Regions from separate parts of the Homo sapiens genome. Here region 2 is linked to region 1. A link is a loop called in an ENCODE intact Hi-C map of the cell type or tissue named here. Cell type or tissue: OCI-LY7. All regions are shown on one strand.

Region 1 (5,000 bases):
TCAAGCAGAGATAAATCACAGAAGACTACAGCTGGGGGGCGGGATGACATTTCCTTGTCACTCATCATCATACACAAGCGATCATGCCCTTCGGGAATAATATGGTCAACCCTGGCTTTCTGTGCTTAAGAGGGCAGCATAGATCATGGAGAGTCTGTGTCTCAGCTGAAGACTCAGATCTTGCAAGAAATATCACACCTATTTATCATCTTTAAAGTATAGTTTATTACGAGACATCATAGATACAATAGACCAAGTATATGCATATGCACAGTAGAAAGAATAATCATAAATGAATATTTGTGTACCAATGACTCAGTTTAAGAAATATTTAGTTAATGCCTATTTTATACCAGGTACTTTGCTGGGAACTTTGTTGAAATCAATGAACAAAAAAGAAAAAGACTCCTCACCTTGTGGATCTAACATTCTGGAGGAAGGAGAATGATGATAAATACTAGACAGATGAGTAAGTAAATTATATAATTTGTTAGAAGATGACAAGTGCTCCGGGAAAGGGGGAATGGAAATGTGGTTGTCGGGGGTTCACAATTTAAGGTAGGGCAATGGAGGAGGCCTCTTTGAGAAGATGACATTTGATCCAAGACTTGACGGAGATGAGAGAATTGGCCACGCATATCATTGCTTGATCAAACTCTATGAGTTCTTCTGTGACTTGCTTTTTTTTTCTTGATATTATGTTTTTGAGATTTCTCCAGGCTGATAATTTTCACTGCTATCTAGTCTTTCCTGACGGCATATATTATGGTTCTCTATCCATTCTCCTACTCAGGGACTGTTGGATGGTGCGTATCTACTAATGCAGTGTGCAAGAATTTTCTCTAGGGCCAGTGCCTAGGAGTGCAATGGCTGGGTTGAAATCTGACACACTCTGCCTTTTAGTTGGGGAATTTAGACCATTTACATTTATTGTGGCTATTGATTACTGGTTTTGGGCAAATCAATAATGATGTCTTTGTCAAGATGTGTGTTGGCCTTTGATCAAGGCTTGGGTCAGGGTTACAGCTGGATGGGGCAGAGATAGGCTGAGAGAGTTCCTCTCTCAGGTGGTAGGTGGCTGAGGTCAGCTGGCTGGTGGGGGCTGAGGCCCCAGCCAGCAGGCAAGGAAGGTCTGGCTGAGGCCACACAGCCCTACCAGGGAGGAGGCCTGCCAGCTGCCACCTGCCCCAGGGACCTGATAGAGGCTTCCAGGAGGCTTATCCCAGCAAGTGTTCAGTGGCTTCCAGTCTGGGGATAAGTCCTCGACTGAGTGTGGTCTGTCTGCCATCTTTCACTCCACATCTGCACATCTGTCCAGGGACAGTGGAATGACTGAGCAAGCTGTCTGCCCCAAAGGGTGATGGGCTCGAGTGGAGGAACTCTCTGATGTCCTTCCTCAGGGTGCATGCTCTATAGGCCCCGGATCTCCTGCCTGTTCTGAGATGGCCTTGTGTGGTAGGGAGGTCCCAGGAGATGGCCATGCCTAGCATCTTCTCCTTAGGCAAGCAACCCTGAAGTGCAGGACCAGCTCAATTGCTGCAGACAGTGTTCATTTTCCCCAGGGCAGCCCTTCAGCTGGTCCCCAAGCTGCTCGTTAGAAGCAGGGGCCTCTAGTAGAGCTGAGGAATCCAGATGTGGCATAGATGAGGAGGGCATCCCACCCCTAGTGGGCTCTCGGTTTAATTCTGCAGTGGAAAGGGCCACTTTGTTGCAGGTCTCTTTATGGCATGGATGTGGAGGGTAAATTTGAAGCCTCACCAAACAGCTTCCTGCTCCTGGAGCCTGGACCATTCCTTGGGGACCTCCAAGAAGAGTCTGTGCCTGGGGACTGCTCCTCACAGCCCTACCTCCCGTTCTATTTTAGGTATGTCCAGTGCAAAAACAGGGAAATGAAAAAAATAAATGTATATGAGCTTTCAGCTGAGAAGAGGCAGGTGGAGATGCCTCCCAGGAGACTTTCAGGCCAGAGTCTCGAGAATATTCAGACTCACTCCCAGCTGGGGGGAATGTGGAGCATGGACACCACCCCCGTTTAGAGGTGAGGATCCAAGGCCCCAGACTTCTGAAAAAAACGGATGCTCCATCCTGGATCTCTCTGTAGTATTTCTGCATGCTAGCTCTGCACACCTCATTCTCTTAATAATAGGATGTAGTCTATTTTTTACCCCTGAGATGTAATTTAAATATAAATGCAGCATTTGGCCTATGTATACATCAAAGTCTGTATGTGGACCAGTTAACCTGCAAACCTGTGGTGATAGGGACCGCCCCACTGGGAGAACCCAGGGTCCCTTCCTGGCAGCTTAGGCCTACGGGGTTCTATTTCCGTCTTCTCTCTGCGGAAACTTGCTCAGCAGACACTGTCCATGCACATGGCTCACCCAGGGCCCTGACCCAGATAGTAGCTAAGCCCTGAGCACATCCGCAGGGAAGCCTGGCTCAGCCATCCATCACAACCACACAGCTGGTGACAGCCGAGCAGGGGGCGCCCTCATGGCCTGAGAAGGCAGCAGGATGAGGTAGCTAAGTTCTGGGTCTCGTTGCCCTTGCTGTGTGGCCCAGGGCAAGCCACTTTCCCTCTCTGGGCTATCTGGAATGTGGCCTGGAGCTCACGACATCACTCTGTCCTGGAAGCCAGTGATGGGATCTTTACAACAATCCTTCAACAGGATGCTCTAGATGGTGACGGCTGGAATTCATTTCAGTTTTTAAATTTTTATTTATTTTGGCCAGACACTGTGGCTCACACCTGTAATCCCAGCACTCTAGGAGGCCGAGACAAGTGGATCACCTGAGGCCAGGAGTTCAAGACCAGCCTGGCCAGCATGGTGAAACCCCATCTCTATTAAAAATACAAAAATTAGTCAGGCTTGGTGGTGCACACCTGTAATCCCAGCTACTCAGGAGGCGGAGGCAGGAGGATCACTGGAACCCAGGAGGTGAAGGTTGCAGTGAGTCAAGATTGCACCACTGCACTCCAGCCTTGGTGACAGAGTGAGACTCCCTCTTAAAAAAAAATTATTTATTTTTATTTTTTATAGAGACAGTGTCTCACTTTGCTGCCCAGGCTTGCTTCAAACTCCTAGCCTCAAGCGATCCTCCGGCCTCAGCCTCCCAGTGCGCTGAGATTACAGCTGTGAGCCACTGTGCCTGGCCTGGAATTCACTTTAGCCACACACCTCTGAAAACACAGGCCAGTTTGCTATTCCCCTTTCGCAGATGAGGAAACTGAGGCTCTGGTAAAAGAAAGGACTTGTCTAAGTTCACATGAATAATTAGGTCAAGGGAGGCCCACCTGAGGTCTGGTCCTGGACATGATGTCCTGGGGACATATTTTATGCAGAGACCTGGGGGAAACAGTGCTTAAGACGGGGCATGGGACCTCCCAACACCCCCACAGACAAACTCTCCACCCAGGCACAGGATAGTAGAAAAGTTGTTACTGGAGGCATCTGAGTGCCCCCTGGGAACCTAGGGATAGCCCCCCAGCCATCTGCAGGTGCCCAGGGGTGAGCCATGCTCCTGCTTCCCTCGCTGTCTCCCTCCCTCCCTGCTCTTTCTCTTTCAGCAAATATTTGTTGTTGCTGTTGTGAGCCGCTGCCATGGTTACAGGCATCCCCAGAGCTGAGGGTCCAAGTTGGACTTGAAACCTCTTTAAAAGTCAAGACCACAGGAAACAGCTGCTTCTTAAAACCCCGGTCCTGCAGGTGACCACATCTCATCACCCCAGGCTGTAGGCTCTGTGCCAGCTGAGGGTTTGGGGAAGTGGAAGGGGAATCTTCAGGTTTTCACCAGGCCCAGCAGCCCTGGAGTTGGGGGACAGCCTGAGACCACAAAGACCAGCCTTGGGCAGACACCTCAGCATTCCTCCCTGCCCTGAAGAGGTGCCACTCCTGCACAGCAGGGCACCAGCCTCCAATAAACCCAGGTGACTGAATTCCCGCAGGGCGCCCCTCCTCACCAGCTGTGCGACCCTGAGTGAGTCGTGGTGGTCTGACGTGTTTGCTCATCTGTGAAATCAGGGCGATGAACCCTTGTGGGCTTATTTTGAGGAGTTAAGCCTTCCAAGCTTAGGTCACGCTTGCTGAGTAGGGCGGTATGGTTGCCGACGGATGGAAAGCCCAGAGGTCTGATGTGGCACCAGCTCCAACAGATGCAAACCCTCAAGTTTGCATTTCTCTGCACAACTTCCTCTTTGGGTGATTGTGAGCTGCTGTTTTCTGCTTGGACCAGGGAGAACAATAGTCTTACACAGCAGAGACTTCTCCTGAGGACTGAAGGAGCTGACTGTATTAGCTATTGGTTGCTACGTAACGAATGACTCCAAAACTTACCAGCTGAAGACAACAAATGTTTAATATCTCACTGTTTCTGTGGGTCAGGAGTCCAGGAGTGGCCTTGCTGGGTAGTTCTGGCTCAGGGGTCTTTCATAAAGTCACAATCAAAATGTTGGCCAGGACCAGGAGCATTGGCTCATGCCTGTAATCCCAGCACTTTGGGAGACCGAGGCAGGTGGATCATTTGAGGTCAGGAGTTTGAGACCAGCCTGGCCAACATGGTGAAAACCCATCTCTAAAAAAAAAAAAAAAAATACAAAAATAAACTAGGCATGGTGGGGCATGCCTGTAGTCCCAGATACCCGGGAGGCTGAGGCATGAGAATTGCTTGAACCTGGGAGGCAGAGGATGCGGTGAGCCAAGATTGTGCCACTGCACTCCAGGCTGAGTGACAGAGTGAGACTCCACTTCAAAAAAAAAAAAAAAAAAAATAGTTGGCCAGGGCTGCAGTCCTGAAGACTGGACTGGGTGGGAGGAGCCCTTTCCATGATGGCTTCTGCGCATGGCTGTTGGCAGGAGGCCTCAGTTCCTCACAACGTGGGCCTCTCCAAAGGGTTGCTCACGGCAGTGCGTGGTAGCTCACGCCTGTAATCCCAACACTTTAGGAGGCTGAGGTGAGAGGATCGCTTGAGCTTAGGAGGTCCAGACCAGCCTGGGCAACAC
Region 2 (5,000 bases), 100 kb after region 1:
TTAGACAAGGTCTCACTCTGTTAGTGCCGTGACATGCTCACAGATCACTGTGGCCTCAACCTCCTGGTCTCAAGCGATCCTCTCACCTCATCCTCCAGAGTAGCTGGGACTACAGGTGTGTACCACCACACCTGGCTAATTTTCTTTTTTTACTTTTTGTAGAGACGGGATCTCACTATGTTGCCCAGGCTAGTTTTGAACTCCTGGGCTCAAGCAATCCTCCCACCTCAGCTTCCCAAAGTGCTGAGATTACAAGCATGAGCCTATCGTGCCCAGCCTCAATGATTTTTTAATTCTTATATTAGTCATTAAGAGAAGCTTTGTGCATTAACAAATAACTCCAACATCTCAGTGACTTAATACAACAATGATTTCTTTCTCGCTCATCGTGTATATCCAGCATGTGCAGACAGGGCCAGGAGGAAAGGCTGGATATGCTTTCCTCCACACAGTCACTCAGGGATCCAGGCTTATGGAAGCCTTCTCAATCATCAAGACAAGGGAAGAAGAGAGACTGGAGAATTGAGACATCTGTTCAGTGCCTTGGCACAAAAGGGACATATGCCACTTCTTTTGTCTGTTTTTTGCTGTTTTTAATGACACTTCTTATACTATATATCATTGGCCAGATCTAGTTGCACAGACTGGCCTACTGTCAAGGATGTGGCATCCTTGTGCTAGGAAGGAGAGGAGAATGGGATACTGGTGAACACTAGTGATGTCCACTCCAGTTCTTAATCACCATTTTGGTTTATTTTTCCAGCTAGAACAACAACAACAAAAAAAAAAAGCTAGAATTTTTTTTTTTCTTGAGATAGTCTTGTTCTGTCGCCCAGGATGGACTGCAGCAGCGTGATCTCGGCTCACCGCAAGCTCCACCTCCCAGGTTCACACCATTCTCCTGCCTCAGCCTCCCAAGTAGCTGGGACTACAGGCGCCCACCACCATGCCTGGCTAATTTTTTGTATTTTTAGTAGAGACGGGGTTTCACCGTATTAGCCAGGATGGTCTTCATCTCCTGACCTCGTGATCCACCTGCCTTGGCCTCCCAGCGTGTTGGGATTACAGGCGTGAGCCACCGCGCCCTGCCCAAAAGCTAGAATATTTAATCTGCACTTCATTCAAAATATCTGCTGCAGCTATGGGTCAAAGTTGTGGTGATCAAGCCTGAACCTTTCTGCTTCCTCCTGTTCAGCAGGAGAGTGAGTTTTGCCTGAATGACCACCCTATTTCTGTAGCTTACAGCCGTGCAGGCAGAGAGCATTACAGATCTCTTGTGGACTTTGCTCTACGCTTCATGCTTGGATTTTATGTCCACATTCATATTGATGATAAAGTTGTTATTTCTTTATTTAACCAATTCTATGTCTATGCATACATGTTTGAATAGGGATTGGGAGGCTAAGTTCATCTGACAACAGCATCTTTGCTTGATATTACAGTGAAGCTTATAACATCAGTTGTGCTGATTTAACAAAATGTATAATGTATTCAGCAGTTGATGACTTCAGCCTAATTGAACACAAATTTATTATGCTATCCAGGGTTGTAATTAAAACACGGTAAAATTAGCCCATCAAATACCGTATACACATGCTCTCTCGCAAAGCCATCAATGGCCTTTGTTTCGCCTATGGTCAATTACATTTTCAAAGTGGAATCCTCCCAAGAATTAGGCAGATGAATCAGGATGAAAGGAAACCCAACCGAGGGTTTAAGGCTGCTCTGCCCTGACAAGGAAACACTCTGAAGATTGTCTTCAAACAATGAGAAAGCTAATTTTCCTACGTGGTGATTTTGGGGTATCATTAGTCTTCTATATCACTTATTTTTTTTCTCTTGGGAAGGAGTCTTGCTCTGTTGCCCAGGCTGGAGTGCAGTGGCCCAATCTTGGCTCACTGCAACCGCTGCCTCCCGGGTTCAAGTGATTGTCCTACCTCAGCCTCCTGAGTAGCTGGGAATACAGGTGCCCGCCACCGCGCCCAACTAATTTTTGTATTTTTAGTAGAGACGGGGTTTCACCATGTTGGCCAGGATGGTCTTGAACTCCTGATCTCGTGATCTGCCTGCCTCAGCCTCCCAAGGTACTGGGATGACAGGTGTGAGCCACCATGCCCTGCCTAATTTTGTATTTTTAGTGGAAGCAGGGTTTTGCCATGTTGGCCAGGCTGGTCTCGAACTCCTGATGTCAGGTGATCCGCCATCCTCGGCCTCCCAAAGTGCCGGGATGACAGGTGTGAGCCACCACGCCTGGCCTTCCATGTTATTTTAATGATCGCAGAACTGTGGAAAACTGGAGGTGGCTCAGATGTAATAAAAGGGAATTGTCCGTGTGTCCTTGTCAGGAGTCCAAGCCATGCAGGAAAGAGAAACAGGACCTCCCTCCCTCCCCGAAACCAGTTCCTTAATAATGACCCTGAAAAGGCGGATCAGCTGCAGGGAGAGTCATCCTGTGGGCTTCATGAATTCTAATCGCTGTTGGCGATACAGTGACACATTCTACCATTTAGACCATTCAGGTCTAAAACTACATTTTGGGTCTAGAAACACTCCTTTCATAAATATTTTAAAACGAAGAATTAAAGAAGTTCAGGAGAACAATGGCGGAGGTGGAGAAGCTCTGTTCTCACCGGCGGGGTTTCACAGTGCATTTTTGTCAGCCTTCTGCCATGGAAGAGTGGAGAGGCTCCTAGCTCCAGCTCAGAAAAAGGAGAGGAAAGGAATATGAGCTAATAATGAGGTGTCTGGCTTGTTCCCTCTTGTTTGGGAAAAGAACACTCACTTATTCCAAGAGGAGGCTTTCTCACCTGAGCCAGGCTCACTCTCTCACCACGGCGCCCCCTGGTGGTGTGGGCTTGTATCCAGCGGTAGCCAAACTGCAAGACCTCAGCTATGTAAGTTCAGGGGTTTCTCAAAACCACCCTCAGGTTTTTGGTTTGTTTTTTGTTTTTTGTTGTTTTGTTTTGTTTTGTGTTGTGTTGTGTTGTGTTGTTTTGTTTTGTTTTTTTGAGACAAGGTCTCACTGTGTTGCCCAGGCCAGAGTGCAGTGGTACAATCACAGCTCACTGCAGCCTCAACCTCCCAGACTCAAGCAATCCTCCTGCCTTAGCCTCTCGAGTAGCTAGGACTACAGGCGTGTGCTACCATGCCTGCCTAATTTTATTTTATTTTTTTAGAGATGAGGCCTCACTATGTTGCCCAGGCTAGTCTCTATCTCCTGGACTCAAGTGATCCTCCCACCTTGGCCTCCCAAAGTGCTGGAATTACAAATGGAAGGCACCGCGCCCAGCTAATTTTTCTGATTTTTTTGTAGAGTTGGGGTCGCTCTTTGTTGCTGAGGCTAGTCCATAACTCCTGGACTCAAGTGATCCTCCCACCTTGGCCTCCCAAAGTGCTGGAATTACAAGGGGGAGCCACCATCCCCAGCTAATGTTTTTATTTTTATTTTTTTGTAGAGTTCAGGTCTCACTTTGTTGCCCAGGCTGGTCTCAAACTCCTGGGCTCCAACGATCCTCCCACCTCAGCCTCCCAAAGTGTTGGAAGTATAGGCATGAGCCACCACACCCAGCCTCATTTATAACTCTGTAAAGACCCCGTTTCTAAACAAAGTCACATTCTGAGGTCCTGGGGTTTAGAATTTCAACATATGGATCTAGGTATGAGAGACAGTTGATCCCAGGACATAGCAGTGTGCAGGCCTGGATCATAGCCTCCCCTGCCAGGGGCTGGGGCCTTTCTACCATGGAAGTGTCTCCCCTACAAGGCCCCTGTCTCCCTTAAAGCAGTTCTAGTTTGAGCCTAGAGAGGTAGCCTCCCCACTGGACCCTGGGGCAGGGGCTTTGACCCAGGACATTGCTGCAGATGGTGCCTCTCACACTTTCTCTGCAGCCTGTCCCCTCTTAGACTCTCCCCAGCCAAAAGTCTCCTGTAATCAGGGGTCCCATCCGCTGCCAGCTGGGATGGGGGCTGTGTCTGTGATCATCTGACCTGCTGGGATGAGGGGGCAGTTACATGGGGACACATCAGCAGAGCAGGAGGACCACCAGGGTGGCCAGCCTGTGGATCTTACAATCCAACCAGAAGTCAATGCCTTGCTCTGAGCAATACGGTTCTTCTCTTTAGGCAGAGCCTTTTCTGAAGGTGACTTAGAAGGTTCCACACCCTGTAGGCACATCCCCTGGGTCTATTCCAACCTTGTTCCTTCTCATTGTGCAAAGTGGAGAGTGTGCAGGTGATTCTCATGTCTGCGGACAACAGCTTGGAAGAGCCAGGAATTGCACATCTGTTCACCATCCAAACCCGAAGAGCATTGAATTGTGTTCCTCCCACGCCCCGCATCCATTTGTCTCTTGACAAATTGTGGGCTCCTATCTAAATTAAAGAAAGGTGCACCAGACTACTCATTCTCAATCAAAGGCAAATGTGCACACCTTGTGCCTTTGAAGCTAGGCTTCCTGGCTGCATCTGCAGGGCTCCTTCAAGGTTGTGGGTCCTGAGGAGTTACTGTGAAAAAGGGAGCAAGCCACACAGCCTGTCCCCAAGTCTTGCAGGGTTAACCTGTTAACCTGAGGTTAACAGGTTAACCCTGAGGTATAGAGATGAGGCTGAAGGACAATCTCAGAGAAAGAAAAAACAAACTAGCAACTGCCTATACTAGGTCAAAGGCAGATGTGGGCCCAAGGGGACCTGCGCAGCAGCTGTTCTGCATTTGGGTTAGAGTGGGTGGGTAGAGGGTGAACAATGAGAGAACAATGCCACTCAGGGAACTTATAGTTATTACCATCATCGCTGCAATTTATTGTAGGTTTGTACCAGGTTGAGCACTCTCTCATCTCCTTCACTTTGCACAACCTCCCTGCAAGGTACGTATTATTACTGCCTTGCGGATGAGGAAACAGAGAAGTTAAGTGACTTGCCTAAGGCCAAGGTCAAATCTCAAGGTCAGTGTTGCAATTCACACTCAGTTCTGCCCAATCCCCAGCCTATGTTCCATCTAGCTG

Evidence for each region. Peaks named below come from ENCODE experiments on the same cell type or tissue, not always from the same donor. Only the 100,000 strongest peaks of a DNase experiment are listed, where the experiment ranks them.
Region 2: a loop joins it to region 1, with 2.6 times the contacts of the local background. A loop is called at or near these places in 1 of 110 quality-filtered maps.

What each region holds. Positions count from the first base shown.
Region 1 is chr7:98,638,133-98,643,132 of GRCh38, forward strand. No RefSeq gene overlaps it. Among named protein-coding and RNA genes, the nearest start is that of NPTX2, 23 kb to the left of the region's middle. In OCI-LY7, CTCF peaks have their summits at 2,464 and 2,666; DNase peaks (open chromatin) are centred at 1,649, 2,419, 3,679 and 4,149; H3K4me3 peaks cover 2,888 bases; H3K27ac peaks cover 3,875 bases.
Region 2 is chr7:98,743,064-98,748,063 of GRCh38, forward strand. No RefSeq gene overlaps it. Among named protein-coding and RNA genes, the nearest start is that of TMEM130, 120 kb to the right of the region's middle. In OCI-LY7, a CTCF peak has its summit at 2,859 (motif pointing left); a DNase peak (open chromatin) is centred at 2,858.